Regions from separate parts of the Homo sapiens genome. Here region 2 is linked to region 1. A link is a contact called in ENCODE Hi-C or POLR2A ChIA-PET data. All regions are on one chromosome and are shown on one strand. The core of a region is the stretch at or near the end of the contact, and the rest is flanking DNA. Distances in the headings are between cores, read along the strand shown. Region 1 overlaps MAP3K5 (mitogen-activated protein kinase kinase kinase 5). Region 2 overlaps MAP3K5 (mitogen-activated protein kinase kinase kinase 5).

Region 1 (6,538 bases), core at 258-2,757:
TAAAGATACAAGCTCTTCCAAAATAATGTCTTTTTTTTAAAGTCTAGGATTCATTTCTCTTTAAGAAAAGTAACAAGAAATTCGCCAAAGTGGGCCCGGTGCGGTGGCTCACACCTGTAATACCAGTACTTTGGGAGGCTGTGGCAGAACTGCTTGAAGCCAGGAGTTCAAGACCAGCCTGGGCAACATAGTGTGGCCACGTCTTTATAAAAAAAAATTTTTTTAATTAGTCAGCTGTGGTGGTGCACGCCTACAGTCCCAGCTTCTTAGGAGGCCAAAGTGGGAGGATCACTTGAGCTTAAGAATTCAAGGCTGCAGTGAGCTATGATCGCACCACTGCACCCTTGCCTGAGTGACAGAGTGAAACCTGGTTTCCAAAAAAATTTTTCTTTTATTTTGAAGAAAAAGTTTCTTCTACAATTCATAGCTTCACTAAGATGAACGTGTTATTTTTTCCCTATGAAAAACAAGGCTGAATATTTCTATGTCTGTAGTAATTCCTAAAAGAGTTGGAAAGATTCTCTGAAAGGAGGTCGTTAGACACCCAACGGAGCAAAATATGATTCCCATAGACAGGATTCCAGTATCTAGAATCTTTAAAAAATGTGATCAAAGCCAAAACCAAGAAAATCACTTGAAATTTGTTCACTAAGATGCCCTAACTTCTTTAAATTCCCAGGGAAAGGCAGCAGATGAGATAATGTCTACAGATAAAAGGGACAAAAGCACATTCTGTCGATGGCTATGATTCAGAGATGGTCTGAGGAGCCTACTTCCTACCAAGACCACCATTTGCTTAACCTGTTGCTCCTGGGGCTTTGGGAGGCTCTTCCCCCAACACCGGTGAAATCATAGGGAAAGGTGTGCTTGAGAAACAGATAAAGGAAACAGCAGAGGTTTTTGAAAAAAAAGCACCACAAAAGCGCAATCTAAAATAGGAAATATTCCTGATGTCTCACAAAACAGTAACCTTATTTAGGAGTTGGGGGTTGAATGCAGAACCCATATCCTCAATATTAGTTTGAGCTGGAATATTAACCAGGGGGACTTTTAGAAACAGGTAAGATAAATTAAAAACTGAATTATGTCCTAATATCAGGATTCTGTACAACAGTATGAAACACCAAACAAGGAGATATAATAAGTTTCTTTTTTCTCTTTGGGAAGTATGAAAAGACAGAAAGCAAAAGATTTATCTATTCATGATTCTTTTTCTTTGCACCAAGTTGGGTCCAGTTTCTTGATTTCCATGTAAAATATCAAGTTGTAATTACCAACTTTCCGGAGCTCAAAGGAAGATTCAAACTGGTGTCCAGCTGCCAGGAGGAGGACCGCATAATTAATTCCTGACTGTAGTGTTGGCTCAGATTCAAATGCCTTTTTGAACCTATAAAAAACCACAAATGTACAAGTTAACTTTCTCAATCATGAAACCCTGGGTGTGTAATAGCTTCTGTTTGTATAACTCCAATGCCTGAGCAAGTAAAAATATTGCACTGGCCTTCACCCCAGAATCTGGTGTGCTATTAGGACTTAACGCTTCAGAAACTGCTTATCTTTGTCCACAGCTCTGTTGCTTTCCCCCGCTTAGCTCACCCTCAACCTACCTAGTAACCCTAGTCTTTAAAAAAATCCTCTCTTCAACCATCTACCAGAAATATGTGAATGTGAAAATTTAGTTACAAGGGCATTTGTTACAAGATGAAAAATTACTCTAAATATCCAATAATATTATACAGTATGATATGGAATAACATATATTCCAAATGTTAGAAAGCTATGTAGTCATTTATGTTGTAGAAGCATGTTAAAAGTCAGAAGAAAACTAGTGTTTCCAAGTAAAATGTAGTCGTCTACTTGGAAGCCATCATTCAGGGTGTGTGTGTGTGTGTGTGTGTGTGTGTGTGTGTGTACAATAAACATTTAAAAATGAGAACCCCGCACATATTTTTTAAAGTAGTTTTTACAAACTCTTAAAAATATACAGAGCACTGAGGATAGGTAACACACTGAAATGATCAATTCCATAAGAATGATATAAAAATGAAATAAACTGTCAATTATAGGATGAAATTAAGAAAAGCAGAGATGTAGAGTATGTCTCTACATACTAATTTTGGCTCAGAGAGTTATAAAAAGACTTTTCTGAATATGCATAAAACCGAGTATCAACCTTTGAAAATACTTCAATATTTAAAAGGACTTCAGTGTTTGAATATTTACTTTATTTTCAAGGTAATACTTCCTAGGATACTTTTAAGGGTTTCCTCACATGCATCATTAAACGGGCAACGATATTCAATATAATTTCACTTAGGTATATGTAAAACGAGAAAAATAAAATAAATGCCCTAGTGACTAAGAGGAACTGCCTGAGGCCAATGCATGAAAAATGAAACTTTTATTTTTAAAAAAATCATGCTGAAGAAAATATAAGAACTAAATATCTAACAAATGACCATTTGATGACACCAAAAAAAAAGGTTATGTGGGAAGAAATACATTATAATTCCAAGATAAAAGCATTCTCACCTAAGTCATAACTGTGTAAATAAAAGACAGGAATAGTAAACATAGTGATAGGCACAATAGTGTATATTGTAGGCACAATAAATGTATATTCTTGGCTTTTATATATACTCAAAATTTTCCATAATTTAAAATAAATTAAACATCAAATGAAAACAAAAAATATATTTTTCTGAATATTGAGGACCATGTCTCTTTTTTAAATGTCTTGCTCTTTAATTAGAACAAGCATCTCTGAATGGAAGCAAAAATAACTATGAATCTTAACTAGTTGGCTCTGATAGTTATGTACCTATGGAATATGAAAAAAGGTACCACTGCATCACCATAGGTGATTAAAAAGCATTTTTTAATGTTTCCAGAAGTATACATGTTTCCATTCTAAAATGAAAAAAGTATATACACCTAGACTACAGATATTCGAAACTATATCAAGGCAAGTCACAACTTACAGGTCTTAGACTAACATAAGTCTCAAAGTTCTTTGTCTTTGTTCAGAGGCAAGTATAATGTCCCAACAAAAAAGGATTTAGGAGAAGAAAGAAGTAGACACTTCCCTTTCTACCAATTCATATCAAGATACGTAATATTTTTCATTAAATACATTATGGCATTTTCCCTGAAACCAAAGAACATGAAATGTCTCTTAAAGATATGAAAAGGAAGATGCAAAAATGAAGACATATCGAAATGAATCAATAAATATTGGCTGAATATCTCCTATGTGCCAAAACCAACCTAAATGAATATTTGGGTTTATATCTGTTTTTCTGTTACCACAAACAATATATATTTTTGTATTTTAAATGAAAAGATAAACACCAATAAAATTAATAATTCACATTTTTCTTGAGCTCCCCTCAATCCATGAGACTAAATTGAGTACTGTATTGAGGAAAAAGTCTTAATGTTTTCTGGAGATTAAAAGAGCATGTAGGTATATTACGAAAGAAATAAAATCCTGGCATATATCATTAGTATACCACTGCAGGAAGTGGGAATTCTCCCATACTGTAAAAGCAAAGAAGTACAGTATTCTTGGCAGAAATTTGCCAATATCAAAACTATAGAATTTTTGTTTGTTTGTTTCTTTGAGATGGACTTTCACTCTTGTTGCCTAGGCTGGAGCGCAGTGACACGATCTCAGCTCACAGGAACCTCTGCCTCCAGGGGTCAAGCGATTCTCCTGCCTCAGCCTCCCGAGTAGCTCGGATTACAGGCATGCACCACCATGCCCGAATAATTTTTTTGTATTTTTTTTTTTTTTTAGTAGAGATGGGGTTTTGCCATGTGAGTCAGGCTGGTCTCGAACTCCAGACCTCAGGTGATCCGCCCACCTCGGCCTCCCAAAGTGCTGGGATTACAGGTGTAAGCCACTGCACTCGGCCAACTATAGAAATTTTTTAAAACTATGTATAACTCTTAACAATTATACATTTACAAATTTATACCAAGAAAAAACATTAAACATGTAATCAGAAGTTTCATTACAAGGGCATTTGTTACAAGATGAAAAATTACCCTAAATTTCCAATAATACTATAAAGTATAACATGGAATAAAATATTATACAAATGTTGGGAACCTACATAGCCATTTGTATTGTGGACAAATATTAAATGTGAGGGGGAAAGCTTGTGTTTCCAAGTAAGATGTAGTCGTCTACTTGGGAGCCATTACTTCTGCTTCAGTAATTAGGGGGAAATAAGAATACATATCAAAAACACATTTTTGCAGACACTGGAGATCTATGGAAGCAACAAAAAAAATCACTGAAATAAACTCCAAAGAGGGAAGTGGCCTTCCAAGATGAGCTGAATTGCTGTTGTCTTTCATGGGGCATTTGCTGATTCTGACCCTGAGATTAGGCTTGGGCTTGGCATGGGCAGAGAAACTCTGTCTATTTTAAACTTTACCAAGAAAAAGAGAAACTAGTGGATTTCTTGACAATTGCGTGGTTTGGCACGACAGAATGAAACCCGAAGGAGTCCCAAATGTGTTGCTGTTTTCTTCACAGGACATTCGTTGAATGCTGAGTTGTACAGGAGGCTAGGGTGTGGAGTAGAGCTGGGATGACAGAGTGAAATCTCCTGAGTGTTTAGGAGAAAAGTCCCACTAGGGAAAGAAGTCTACAACAACCATAGGAAAAAAGTCTTCCCTTTAAGAAATTTACCACATTTTGGGCTGGGTGCACTGGCTCCCAGCCCTTTGGGAGGACAAGGTAGGCGGATCACTTGAGGTCAGTAGTTCAAGATCAGCCTGGCCAACATGGTGAAATCCTATTTCTACTAAAAATATAAAAATTAGCCAGGCATGGTGGTGTGTGCCCGCAGTCCCAGCTACTCGGGAGGCTGAGGCAGGAGAATCACTTGAACCCCGGAGGTGGAGGTTGCAGTGAGCCAAGATCACACCACTGCCCTCCTCCCTGGGCAACAGAGAAAGACTCTATCTCAAAAAAAAAAAAAAAAGAAAAAGAAAAAGAAAAAAAGCAATCTACCAAATTTTGGAGAATAAAGAGCTAAACACAAAACTCTCAAGGACAGATAAGAAATCTCCGACAGTATTTAAGGGATAAGAAGATAGAAATATGCCTGCCTATCAATTAAAAGTTCAAGAGGGTCACAGCTAAGAAGCAGAGATAAAACAGAAACAGATAAGGTCAATGAAAATGAAAACCCAGACCCAACCCGACTCAACTGCATTTGTTGAAGTAATCAGCTTCTTACCCTATCTGGCTAACAGAGGAAAAGGAGAATCTCTGTGAGTGAAAATAAAATCATCTCCAAGTCTCAATAGTTTTTTAATACAAAATGTCTGGGATACGAGACATGCAAAGAGCCAGCAAGTTGTGACCAATAAACAAAAGCAAACACACACAAAAGCTGACCTACAGATAATTCGGATGCTGGAGTTTATAGACAAGGACTTTAAGATAATTATGACAAATACGGTAAAGAATATAGAGAAAAAGATAAAATGGATAAAAGATATAAACAACTTCAAAAAAGAATCAGCATCAAAGAAATCACATAATCTAGCACCAAAACATACAATACCTGAAAACAATAATTCAATGTATGGGCTTACAAGTTAATTCAACAAAGTGGAAAAACAGTTTTGGTGAACTAAAATGCATGTCAATAGAAGGTATCTAAACTGAAGCAGAGATATAGAAAAAAAAAAAAAAGAAAACACACACACATAAAACAACAAAGCATAAGAAACAGAGGAGACACAGTTAAATGGTCTAACCTATGTATTACTGTAGCCCCAGAAAGAGAAGAAAGAGAATATGGAGCACAAGAAATATGTGAGATATAATGGATAAAAACATTTCAAAACTGATGAAAACATCAACCCACAGATTCAAGAAGCTCAGCAAAACTCAAGCAGGATAAAATAAGATAATTATAGTCTAAATGCCAAAACATGTTACCAAAATCCGAAAACACAGTGGAAAATCTTTTAAAATCAGCCAGAGAAAAAAGATACATTACTTTCAAAGGAGCAATAAAATTGACAGTAGACTTTGCCGTACAAACTATGGAAGCCAGAATACAACGTAGTGACATCTTTAGAGTAATAAAAGAAAAAAAAAAGTCTAAAAAAGATATTTTCAGACAAAAACTGGGAACTAGTTGCCAGCAGATCTGAACTATAAAAAAATACTAAAAGTGCTTCAGACTAAAGGAAAGTGATTTCATTTGGAAGCACTGAACTTCAGAAAGAAAGAGCATCAGAAAGAGTAAATATGTGACTAGATCTAAAATATAAAAATTATTTAAAATCTATTGATTATTTAAACTGCTCCAAGTTTCTTTCCTTGTTCAGGAAGCAGTAAAATACAAAATGTAAGGTAGACTATAAAAGTCGAGGATGCAGGTTGTAATCTCTAGGGAATACTCAAAGAATAATATGAAAACTATTACTAAAGTGCTAATGTAGGAGAAAATGTAATACTAAGTTAATAAAAATAAAGCAAGAATGGAGGACTAAAAGAACAAAAAAC
Region 2 (5,745 bases), core at 2,014-4,513, 86 kb before region 1:
GGGTAAAAGATGTAGGAATGTGTTTTGTGGTCCAGATATCTATATTTTGAAATGCGTATTTATCTGAGTCACCTGTATACTTTTTCTCTTCACATCTAAACACATTCCTTAAAGACAGGGGAAGCAAGTCTTCCTCATTCTTAGTAAATATTTTGCTTGGTGTACCATTATCCAGACTATATGTACTATTTGGTGATGTTGAAAATATTTCTTTAAAAAAGGGTATTATGGTTTTTAAAGTACTAAGGTGATATCAGAAATAACAGATGAACAGTAATCTAAAATATCCAAGCACTAAATATGTGCAGAGTAATTAAATATCTCTGACCTGGAACCAGGATGGTAATGGCTGTCTGTACCGCCTTCCGAATGATACTGTCTAAGGCAAACATCCAGTGCGGCTTGATGTTATGATTCCGAAGAACTTTATTGACCTGGAGAGAGAGTGACATTTAGCCTACTTTAATTTTTAATTGCAAATAGCCTAGATGATCGAAGCACTTGTATGAAGTTCCATTTACAAAACAACTAAAAAGTTTCTTCAACTTGAATTCTTTGTAATTCTTTATGTCATTGGAAAACAAAGTAAAAATTGCTACTTCAAATCAAAGTTTAGTGAGCCCCATGTAAGCAAATAAGTTATTTAAGTGAAAGGCAGTCTGGTTCAAATGAGAATGTTGCTTCTTTGGGACTCAGAATGTGCAGTTTTTAGCTTTTATAATGTCTGCAGAATGGATGGAGGGAGGGGGTGAAGGAGGAAGACAGGGTCTAAGAGACTTTAAATAAAAATAAAGGCTGTTCTTACTGTTCATTATTTTCAATTACTTCTTCTTATTATTATTATTATTTCATTTGTTTTGGAGACACGGTCTTGCTCTGTCACCCAGGGTGGAGTGCAGTGGCGGGATCATGGCTCACTGCAACCTGTGCCTCCGGGGCTCAAGCAATCCTCCCGCCTCAGCCTCCCAAAGTGCTGGCATTGCAGACATGAGCCACCGTGCCTGGCCATCTTAGCCATTTTTAAGTGTATGGTTCAGTGGCATTAAGTACATTCACATTATTGTACTACCATCACCGCCATCCATCCACAGAACTCTTTATCTTGCAAAACTAAAACTCTATACTCATTAAACAGTAAGTTCCCATTTCTCCCTCCCCACAGTCCCTGAAAACAAGCATTTTAATTTCTGTCTCTCATAAATTTTACTACTGTAGGTACCTTCACATAAGTGGAATTACAGTATTTGGCCTTATGTGAATGGTTTGTTTCACTTGGCATAACATCTCTAAGCTTCATTCATGTTGTAGCATGTGTCAGGATTTCTTTCCTTTTTAAGCTTGAATTATATTCCATTGTATGTATTTATCATGTGCATTACCTTTGTAAAAACAAGCTTTTAGCATAAGACTATGACAAGCTCACTTAGATTTTGGGTTAACTCTACTACCTGCTGGCTTACACAGACCTCTAAAAAAAGAGGCTATTTCCCCAACAGGGCTCTGGTTAGATACCTCTGAGTATCTATAGTATGATTATGGAAGTATAATTTTATTTAAATTCCAAAAATTTAATCACCATCCCTACTGCAGCTGGGGAGATGGTGACCCAGCCACAAACCCATGTCAAGAGCTGGAGCTCCAGTTGCTCATGCCTGTCCTTGGTCCATCTTCATCAAACTCCCCTAGTTTGGAAGAGAGTCAGTTTGAGGACTTCATCGTACTAGTTGCACAGGAAATGAACCCTTGCTAGGTTCCCACTTGTTCTAGAAAATCCATCCAGGCTGAGTTTGTCCTGGTACCTTCATTTCTTTAAAAAATTTACATACTGGCTGGACATGGTGGCTCACGCCCTGTAATCCCAGCACTTTGGGAGTCCGATGCGGGCGGATCACCTGAGGCCAGGAGTTCAAGACCAGCCTAGCCAACATGGCAAAACCCAATCTCTACTAAAAATACAAAAATTAGCTGGGCATGGTGGCAGGCACCTGTAGTTCCAGCTACTCGGGAGGCTGAGGCACAAGAATTGCTTGAACCCGGGAGGCAGAGGTTGCAGTGACCTGAGATCATGCCACTGCACTCCAGCCTAGCCAACAGAGGGAGACTCCATCTCAAAAAAAAAAAAATTTACATTCTTATTAGGTGGAAGAGGGATCTGTTATAACCATAACCTGCTCCTCTCAGCTCTTTATTACATAGCAAATTACATCATAGGGCCCATACTTTGGGTTCATTCTCATCCTGGACAGTGAATGAGCAAGAGCAGGCGTGTATGTGTACACGTGTGTGTATACGTGTGTGTGTGTGTGTGTGTGTGTGTGTGTGTGTGTGTGTGTGTGTCTGACCTGGCCCAAGGCCCAGGAGTACAACCCAATAGCTCTCAGTCTGAATTCTACAGCAAACTTGCTTTCCAACCTCTAGGCTAGAGGCCAAATGTGTGGGCAAGTGCAAATTAGCTAAATTATTTCACTCTACTTGCAGGCAGTTGGGTTTCCCTAGTTGCAGCATAAGCATGCTTTTAGCATTTAATATTAGTGATAGGCTTTGCCAGTTGCTTTAATTTCTTATGCCCTCAATCAACTCAGGACTCTTGTCCCTGCCCACAATATAGCATAAAGACCAAGTGGCTTACACAGTGTCTCAGAGAATGCTAGTAGTTATTGAAGGATTCTAATTTGGCTTTAAATTGGGGATCATTTGATGTTGCAAATAAAATTGTCAACACACTTTCTACAAAGAAGCAATACACACATTAGGGCTGAATTAATTTTGGAATTTAAATAAAATTATACTTCCATATTTATACCACAAGCACCATCAAGAACCCTCTTATTTCAGTCTCCCACATCTTGTTAAGGGTCTCCTGGAGGTGGCTTGAGGCTTTTTTGGCACTGAGTTCCACAGATAAGTCTCACCCAAGAATAACACAGAGGGTTCTGAATGCAGTACAGAAGACTGGCTTTAGTTTGTGTTGCATAGCAACTCAATTTTGGAGAGAAGACTTCTCAGCAATCTCTCATTAGATCATGTGCTTTAATTTTTAATCAGTGATGCTCTGTACTCTGAAAGTATACTTCTGGCTAGAACAGAGTAGGTATTTATGAAACAAACATGTTAAAAATGTTCTATATGAAAACTAGAGAAAAACTGGAAAAAAATTAACTGGTTTTATTCAGCAGTGACCATTTCAATCTGTACTATTAAATTTTTCTCAATGGCCACTAGATGGCATTTCTCATATAGCATTAGAAAATGTATGACTAAAGTGTGTTACGTTGCTAAAGTTGTCAAAATAAACAATGACCCAACATAATTTCATAAGAACGAAGTTCAGCCATGGGAAATATTTTGTTATTTTCCATGGTGATTTGGTTTTATGTGTTTTTTAATTTGGGGAATGCAAACACACAAAACAACAAATCAGATACTTAGAAGCACACTGAGAGGCGAATATCTCACATTTTTCATCCAAAAAGAATAGAGTTCACTGGAATTTTAAAAGAAAAATAACAGAACTTATGTTTTATCTTATTTTTCTAACTAATTTTAGTGTGTGGGAAAACACTGGCAAAATATCATACTTACAGCATCTTGAAAACCAAAGAGTACCACCTGGACTTGGCTAATGCCATGGCTGTCGAAGTCCAGCTCCAGTTTCAGCTTTGACAGTGTGGTGGCTATGATTTTTCGGTCAGTGGATCTCACAAATTCTCTGAGGCTTGCAATGAGGGTTGTGATGTGTTCCCATTTTAGTTTCGGTTCTTCAGCCCCCTGTGAATAAAAATCAACAATCCTTACATCAACATATGCTGGATATACCTGCCATGGTAATCCTATCTCCATACCCCCTGCCCCCACATTTTTTTTTCTTTTGGTAGAGACAAGGTCTCACTATATTGCCCAGGCTGGTCTCGAACTCCTGGGCTCAAGCGAGCCTCCCATCACTACTTCCCAAAGTGCTGGGATTCCAGGCATGAGCCACCATACTTCCCACAGCCCTTTCTGAGAAGAACTGGACTTCCAAATGTCTCCAAAGGAAAGACCATATTTTGAACTATATGGCACCTCTTCAATCCTCCTACCAACACCAAGAAATAATCAGAGAGAAAAGGTACCTGCCCCACACGCTGGTCAGTAGCCATGATATAGTCAGATAACAAAGCTTTGCCCAAAAAGACTAAGGCCATAAGATTCTTTCAGAAATTTTAATTGGGAACTAAAAAGAGATTTGAGCAATAAGCCATAGGATCTCAACCTGAAAGTCTGCCCGGAAAGAGAAGCTATAAAATAGGGTCATGAATATGTCCAACCATAGCAGAAGCAATGGAATTGAGAAAGACAATAGGGAGTGTATTAGTTCGTTTTCACACTGCTGAAAACACATACCCGAGACTGGGCAATTTACAAAAGAAAGAGGTTTAATTGGACTTACAGTTCCACGTGGCTGGGGAAGCCTCACAATCACGGCAGAAGGCAAGGAGGAGCAAGTCACATCTTACTTGGATGGCAGCAGGCAAAAAGAGAGAGCTTGTGCAGGCAAACTCCCATTTTTTGAAAGCATCAAATCTTGTGAGACTCATTCATTATCACAAGAACAGCACAGGAAAGACCTGCCCCCATAATTCAATCACCTCCCACCAGGTTCCTCCCACGACACATGGGAATTGTGGGAGTTACAATTCAAGATGAGATTTGAGTGGGGACACAGCCAAACCATATCAGGGAGGGAGAGGAGAAGTGGACAAGAACAGAAATGCACACCAAGCAGGTCAACAGCAACCAAGCCAGAGAAAAGATGTGCAAACTCCGGGGACTTGAAGTTCCTCAGGCTCATATTCTGTTTTCAGTGTCTGTGAGACTCGGCTAGGCACTATGATTGGAATTCCTTAAGAGTCTACTTCCCTTATTGCTATGCGTGTCTACCTATAACATGTCCTTGGTACTTCAGTTGTCCTAACGGTGTGTCAGTTCCTTGCAACCAAGAGGGGCTGATCTCAAACTTCATTTTTGAAACTACCCCTTACCCATCAATGAAGCAATTGCTTCTAAGAACGGACCGATGGACTATTTTATTACACTAAAATATATTACAATGTTCAAACAAATGCTCTTTCTCAAAATGATTTTTTCTTTTTGTTTTTTTTTTTTTGTTTTTTTTTAAGAGACAGGGCCTCTCTTTGTCACCCAGGCTGGAGTGCAGTGGCACAATCATAGCTCACTGCAGCCCCTAACTCCTGGGTTCTAGCTCTCTTCCCACCTCAGCCTCCTGAGTAGCTAGGGACTATAGGCATGTGCCACCACACCCAGATAATTTTTTTTAAAACTTTTTGTAGAGACTGGGTTTTGCTAAGTTGCCCAGGCTGGTCTCAAATTCCTGGGCTCAAGTGATCCTCCCACCTCCGCCTCCCAAAGTGCTGGGATTATAGATGTGAGCCACTTTCCCCAACCTCAGATGGAACTTTTCTCCTTTGAGCAAGGCATATTGCTTCCTTTCTTTTCTTTTCTTTATTTATTTATTTATTTATTTATTTATTTATTTATTTATTTTTTGACAAAGTCTTGCTTTGTCACCCAGGCTGGAGTGCAGTGGCTCCATTTCAGCTCACAACAACCTCTGCCTCCCAACTTCAAGTGATTCTCCTACCTCAGCTTCCCAAGTAGCTGGGATTACAGGCACCTGTCATGCCCAGCTAACTTTTGTATTTTTAGTAGAGCTGAGGTTTCGCCATGTTGGCCAGGCTGGTCTTG

Evidence for each region. Hi-C counts contacts between places; a loop is a spot of excess contacts on that map. ChIA-PET counts read pairs that join two places held with the same protein, here RNA polymerase II (POLR2A). Pooled maps may share reads with other maps.
Region 2: a map of PC-3 shows a loop between it and region 1 (15-fold over the local background). The contact joins two enhancer-like sites. A Hi-C loop is called at or near these places in 1 of 168 maps with a recorded cell type or tissue (PC-3) and 2 of 50 pooled maps. POLR2A ChIA-PET finds 5 or more read pairs at or near these places in 2 of 52 experiments (B cell and T-cell).

Annotation. Positions count from the first base shown.
Region 1 is chr6:136,668,009-136,674,546 of GRCh38, forward strand. It overlaps MAP3K5 (mitogen-activated protein kinase kinase kinase 5), which reads right to left. Exons shown (of 30, transcript NM_005923.4): 8 at 1,275-1,387. Among named protein-coding and RNA genes, the nearest start is that of MAP3K5-AS1, 42 kb to the left of the region's middle. Within about 2 kb of position 1,508, at least 3 of the 41 ENCODE cell types and tissues checked have a DNase peak (open chromatin) inside an H3K27ac peak, as active enhancers do.
Region 2 is chr6:136,579,973-136,585,717 of GRCh38, forward strand. MAP3K5 (mitogen-activated protein kinase kinase kinase 5) reads right to left here. Exons shown (of 30, transcript NM_005923.4): 24 at 3,583-3,768; 25 at 329-434. Among named protein-coding and RNA genes, the nearest start is that of MAP7-AS1, 30 kb to the left of the region's middle. Within about 2 kb of position 3,264, at least 2 of the 41 ENCODE cell types and tissues checked have a DNase peak (open chromatin) inside an H3K27ac peak, as active enhancers do.